2 separate regions of the Homo sapiens genome follow, and region 2 is linked to region 1. The links are chromatin loops, found by intact Hi-C in ENCODE. Cell type or tissue: IMR-90. All regions are shown on one strand. Each heading gives the region's core, and the rest is flanking DNA. Links, peaks and the distances in the headings are about the cores only.

Region 1 (2,903 bases), core at 205-2,704:
TCTTTTTCTCCCCCAATTTTTTTTTTATCGTGGTAAAATCCACAGAACAGAAACTGGACACACCTGTTAGCGCACAGCCAGTGGGATTAAATGCACTCGGGGCCTTCCCAGTTGGCCAAGGGGCTGGTGTGAGGCAAAGGCACCTCCGATCAGGTCACAGGGAACCCCACGGGAGGCCCAGCGGATGGCCTGGCTCAGGGACCCCACGCCCACGCCCCAATGTCTGCAGGAGTGGCCTGGGCAACTCCTGCCGTGTCTGGGCCCATGGGAAACGGGTGCAAATCTGCGGTCTCCTTCAAACTGTCCAGTGGGCGACTGCGACCTCGCTTCCGAGGTGGAGGGTGGTATAGACGAAGGGAAACGGGGGGCAGCCTGGCCCGCAGACTGGGTCCTGGCCCTCCTTCCGAGCAGGAGGTGGCTTCGGAACCGGCCACCCGCCCGCGGCACCGACGCCTCCCCCGGTTCCCGGGAGGGACCCCTGCGGGGCCGCCAGCTCCAGCGCTTCCGCGGACAGCACGCGCCCTCCCCACCGAGCCTGCGAGGAAGGCGCTCCGCCTTCCACTTTCTCGGGAGCGAGCCCCAGCTCTCGGGACGCAGTCCACACGCGCTAGCCCAGCACGAACCGGCCTCGGGCAGGGCCGCACCCACCCCCGGGACCAGCCCGCGCCCCGCACCCCGCCTCCCGGCGCCCGCCCTGGACAGGTGCCTCCTGCCCTCCCGGGACCCCCGCACCGGGACACCGCGCGCCTCCCGCCCTCCCCGCGGGCGTAGGAGCCTGAGGCGGCGGCCCGGGGACGCGGCCAACCTGGGAGAGAGCGGGGGCGGGGGCCGGCTGGGGAAGGGGCCGCCCGGAGGCGGAGGGGTCGTCGCGGGAGCCTGGAAGCCCGCGGGGCCGGGCCGGGGCGGCGGGGCGGGTCGGAGGCGCTGGCCGGGGCGACGGCCACCCACCTCCTTGTCCGGGACCCACTGCGGCTCCTCCAGGCCGAACGGGCTTCCGAAGGCGCGGTGTTCGGGCACCATGCGCAGGCCGCTCGGGGAGCGCACCAGCTTCTTGGCGTCGCGGCGCGCGGACACCTCGGAGGACATGACGCCGCCTCAGCCTCTCGGCCAGCGGCCCCGCACCCGGCCCCTCGCCCAGCCCGGGGCACCGCCCGCCCCGCCCCGGTCCGCGCGCGGCTGACAGCGCCGGCGTCCAATCGCCAAGCCCGCCACGGAGCGCGGACTAATCGGAGCTTGAACTCCGCCCCATCGCTGCCCTCTCCAATCCGTGTAAGGGCACCGCCCCTGCAACCCTGAGGTCGATCACCAATCGGCGGCGAGGGCTGGCCCGGGTACGCTCCGCCCCTCTCAGGGAGATTGAGACTTTGGATTGGTTAGTTAGTCAGTCACGTTAGCGCCGCTTCGTCTCTGATTGGTGTAGCCCACTCAGGGTGCTAGGCGCCTATTGGAGGAGAAGGCCGAGAGGAGCAGGACGGCGGGAAGAGGAGTGCGGAACCCGCGGGAGGTGAGGCCCGCCGAGCCGGGCTGCGAGCCGGGCTGCGAGCCGGGCGGCAGCGGGGTCGGAGGTCGTGGGCGGCAGCGGGCGTGAGGGGTGAGGCAGGGTCAAGGGGCGGGGGCGGCCGCGGGTCTCCATTGCCCGAGCCTGTGGGAGCAGGCGGGCCTGGGGCTGCAGCACTCACCCCGGGAGCCCCGCCGCAGCTCGGGTAGCGTTCAGGCACCTCGCCGGGGCCGGGCCGCGTGCGTTCGGAGCGGGGAAGGCGGTCTCCGGGGCCCCCGGTGCGCGCGGGGAGGCGTCCGCTCAGGGGAGGCCGAGGTGGGCCCGCGGCTGCGCCCCCGGCCTTCGATGCCTTCGCTCGTCCGCCTGGGACCGCGCTGGCTTCGCATCGAAGTGGGAGAGGTCTGAACAGTTATTTTAATACTTTGATTTGGAAAGAAAATCCTTTAGGCCGGGCGCGGTGGCTCACGCCTGTAATCCGAGCACTTTGGGAGGCCGAGGCGGGCGGATCACGAGGTCAGGAGTTCAAGACCAGCCTGGCCAACATGGTGAAACCCCGTCTCTACTAAAAATACAAAAATTAGCTGGGTGTGGTGGCACGTGCCTGTAATCCCAGCTGCTTGGGAGGCTGAGGCAGGAGAATTGTTTGAACCAGGACCCGGGAGGCGGAGGTTGCAGTGAGCCGAGATCACATTACTGCACTCCAGCCTGGGCTACAGAAAAAGACTCCATCTCAGAAAGCACACAAAAAAAAGAAGAAAATGTTTGTTCATCCTGCCTTTAATTCCTTATTACAAGGCGTGAATTTTTATTGTTTTTTTTGAGACAGTCTGGCTCTGTCATCCGGGGTGGAGTGCAGTGGCGTCTTCACAGCTAGGCACAACCTCGACCTCCCAGGCTCTCAAGTAGCTGGGACCGCAAGCGCCACTACACTGGCCAGCTATTTTTCTTTTTTTTTTTTTTTTTCGGTAGAGAGTAGGTCTTGCTGTGTTGCCCAGGCTGGTCTTGAACTCCTGGGCTCAGGCGACCTTGGCCGCCTTGGCCTCCCACGGTGCTGGGATGACAGGCATCAGCAGTGTTGAAGCCTGTGAGGTGGGGTCCCTGTGGCTGACTCTGCCCTCTCCTGGGGCCATTGGCAGTGCAGGGGTCCTTGTGTGTGGAGGAAATAAGGAGATGATCAAAGTATGATTCCACGAATCACACGGTTTATTGTCAAAGAAGATTTGTTCTCGGGTTCACAGTGCTCAGAGGGGAGGAGAGGGGAGGAGGTGAAGACACCTGGCAGGGAAGCAGGGCCTCCATGGATGGGGTGCATTCACGGCAGGGAGGTGAGTGGCAGAACGGCCAGGGTCCGGTTGCTCTGCTGGGATGGAGCGGGCCCCTGGAGAGTGAGATCTGGTGAGAGTTC
Region 2 (2,903 bases), core at 119-2,618, 270 kb before region 1:
CGAAGTGGCCAACAGTGTCAAATATTGCAGAAAGGCCAGGTAAGTCTAGGACTTACCTAGAGCTCTCCTAACGACAAGGAGGTCACTAGGGACCCTGGCAGGTGCAGTCTGAGTGGCAACAGGGGACACCACCCTGCAATAAATGAATTGCCTGCGGGAGGTAGAAAAGTAGAGAATGAGAGAGTCCACAGGCCAGCAACGGCTGGAGAGCAGCCTGAGACCTAAGGTGGGTGTTCGCAAAGGTGAAAGAGCTTCAGTTATGTTTCAGTGTGGACAAGAAAATGACAGCAGAGAAGGAGACACTAATGGTGACAATGGGGAGGGGGAAACAGTAGATCAGATGAGGTCCCTAAGAAGGTAAGAAGGATGAGACATGAAACCCAGGAGGCGCGGCTGGTGCTCCATGAAGAAAGGGGGCTTCTCCCTTGTAACAGCAGACAGTGTGGTGAGGTAACATGACAAGTCTCCCTTGTAACAGCAGACAGTGTGGTGAGGTAACATGACAAGAGTACTGACAGTAACACAACTGAAATTTTAACCAAGGTCCTCTGATTCTGAAGCTGTATAATAGGATCTATACAAAACAACACCATTTTTATAAGCTCAAAATTAACACAGACTGTCCCTGATTTACAATGATTTAACTTATATTTTTAGACTTTACAGTGATATGAAACCACTCTGCTTTTTACTTTTAGTGCAGTATTCAATAAGTTACATAAGATATTCAACACTTTATTATAAAATAGGCCTTGTATTTGGTGATTTTGCCCAACTATAGGCTAAATAAGTGTTCTGAACTCATTCAAGGTAGGCTAGGAGGACAGGTGTATTAAATGCATTTTCAACTTAATGATTTCAACTCACAATGGTTTTATCAGGGCATAACCCCATTACAAGTCAAGGAACATCTGTATACAGCTAAGTGTTGCATATTCATTCACTGAAATATTTACTGAGCACCTATCAGGTACCAAAAACAAGACGTTGGATAAATCTTGCTAAAGCTGGACATTCTCTATTCTATTGAACATAACCCACCCATGAGGCAAGGGGGCCCTGGGTGCCTAGAAGCTGGGTTGTCTTGACCACACGGGCTCAGACAGCAAGTGGCAAGGCCTGATCCAGCTCCTCAGCGGGTCCACAAGGAAGCATCTAAGTGTTGTGAGCTCTGACAGAAAATACACAATGAACATCAATAGGAATTAATTAGACTTCAGCCAGCTGGAAAGAAGACTGGTAAACCATCATCACTCTCACATTTCAAACTAGTCAGAGGCCAGGCATGATGGCTCATGCCTGTAATCCCAGCACTTTAGGAGACCAAAGCAAGAGGATCACTTGAGGACAGGTGTGGGCGGCAAGCCACCCAGGTGCCGAGGCAAGAGACCGAGGGCACGAGCTGTTCCAGTATAATAAAATATATAAAATAAGAATAGTTATACTAGATATAGATCTTAGATATGATTATGTATGAATATCATTAATCATTAGTTTGTAGTAATTACTCTTTATTCCAATATTATAATAATTCTCGCTCTACAATCATAACCTAGGAAAAACCAGGCCATACAGAGACAGGAGCTGAGGGGACATAGTGAGAAGTGACCAGAAGACAAGAGTGCGAGCCTTCTGTTATGCCCGGACAGGGCCACCAGAGGGCTCCTTGGTCTAGCAGTAATGCCAGCATCTGGGAAGACGCCCGTTGCCAAGCGGACCATGGTCTAGCCGTGGTCTAGTGGTAGCGTCAGTGTCAAGGAAAAACACCCGCTACTCAGCAGACCGGGAAAGGGAGTCTCCCTTTCCCTGGGGTAGTTTAGAGAAGACTCTGCTCCTCCACCTCTTGTGGAGGGCTTGACATCAGTTAGGCCCGCCCGCAGTTATCCGGAGGCCTAACCGTCTCCCTGTGATGCTGTGCTTCAGTGGTCACACTCCTAGTCTGCTTTCATGTTCCATCCTGTACACCTGGCTCTGCCTTTTAGATAGCAGTGGCAAGTTAGTGAAAGTACTAAAAGTCTCTGATAAGCAGAAATAATAGCATAAGCTGTCTCTCCCTCTCTCTCTCCTCTCTCTCTCTGCCTTGGCTGCCAGGCAGGGAAGGGCCCCCTGTCCAGTCGACACGTGACCCACATGACCTTACCTATCATTGGAGATGGCTCACACTCCTTACCCTGCCCCTTTGTCTTGTATCCAATAAATATCAGCGCAGCCTGGCATTCGGGGCCACTACTGGTCTCTGCGTCTTGGTGGTAGTGGTCCCCCAGGCCCAGCTGTCTTTTCTTTTATCTCTTTGTCTTGTGTCTTTATTTCTACAATCTCTCATCTCTGCACACGGGGAGAAAAACCCACCGACCCTGTGGGGCTGGTCCCTACAGACAGGAGTTCAAGATCAGCCTGGACAACATAGCAAGACCCTATCTCCACAAAAAAATTTTTTTTAATTAGCCAAGCATGGTGGTATGCATCTGTAGTCATAGCTTCTTGGAAGGCTGAGATGGGAGAATCTCTTGAGCCAAGGAGTTCAAGGTTACAGTGAGCTATGATCGCACCAATGCACTCCGGCCTAGGTAACAGAGCAAGACCCAATCTCAAAGAAAAAAAAAAAAAAGAGTCAGAAAATGCAAATTGTTTAAATGTTGTAAATGTAAGTGCTACCTCCTCCCTACCTTGAATAGAGCCTCACCTGGCAACTTGTTTCTCAAGAGTACAATGTGGAAAGGAGGCAGTAATGCATAATGGAGAAACCTGGCAAACACAACCTTTCCAGTGATCAAAGTCTGTGTCATCAGTGCTATAGTTTGTCCCCTCCAAATCTCATGTTGACATTTGATTCCAGTGTTGGAGGTGGGGCCTAATAGCAGGTGTGTGGGACATGGGGGCGGATGCCTCATGAATAGATTAAT

What was found. A loop is a pair of places that touch in the nucleus more often than their neighbours do. Peaks named below come from ENCODE experiments on the same cell type or tissue, not always from the same donor. Only the 100,000 strongest peaks of a DNase experiment are listed, where the experiment ranks them.
Region 2: it touches region 1 in a loop (8-fold over the local background); 2 of 110 quality-filtered maps call a loop at or near these places.

The regions. Positions count from the first base shown.
Region 1 is chr14:103,714,025-103,716,927 of GRCh38, reverse strand. XRCC3 (X-ray repair cross complementing 3) reads left to right here and starts at 1,477. Exons shown (of 10, transcript NM_005432.4): 1 at 1,477-1,504. ZFYVE21 (zinc finger FYVE-type containing 21) reads right to left here and starts at 1,118. Exons shown (of 7, transcript NM_024071.4): 1 at 949-1,118. The coding sequence starts at 1,086. RefSeq lists silencers at 305-384, 445-514, 615-694, 885-1,454, 1,535-1,794 and an enhancer at 1,991-2,676. In IMR-90, for the core only: no CTCF peak of the experiment used is centred there; a DNase peak (open chromatin) is centred at 1,327; H3K4me3 peaks cover 1,567 bases; H3K27ac peaks cover 1,059 bases.
Region 2 is chr14:103,979,581-103,982,483 of GRCh38, reverse strand. All of the region lies in intron 7 of TDRD9 (tudor domain containing 9), which reads right to left. Among named protein-coding and RNA genes, the nearest start is that of RD3L, 39 kb to the right of the region's middle. In IMR-90, for the core only: a CTCF peak has its summit at 1,664 (motif pointing right); no DNase peak of the experiment used is centred there.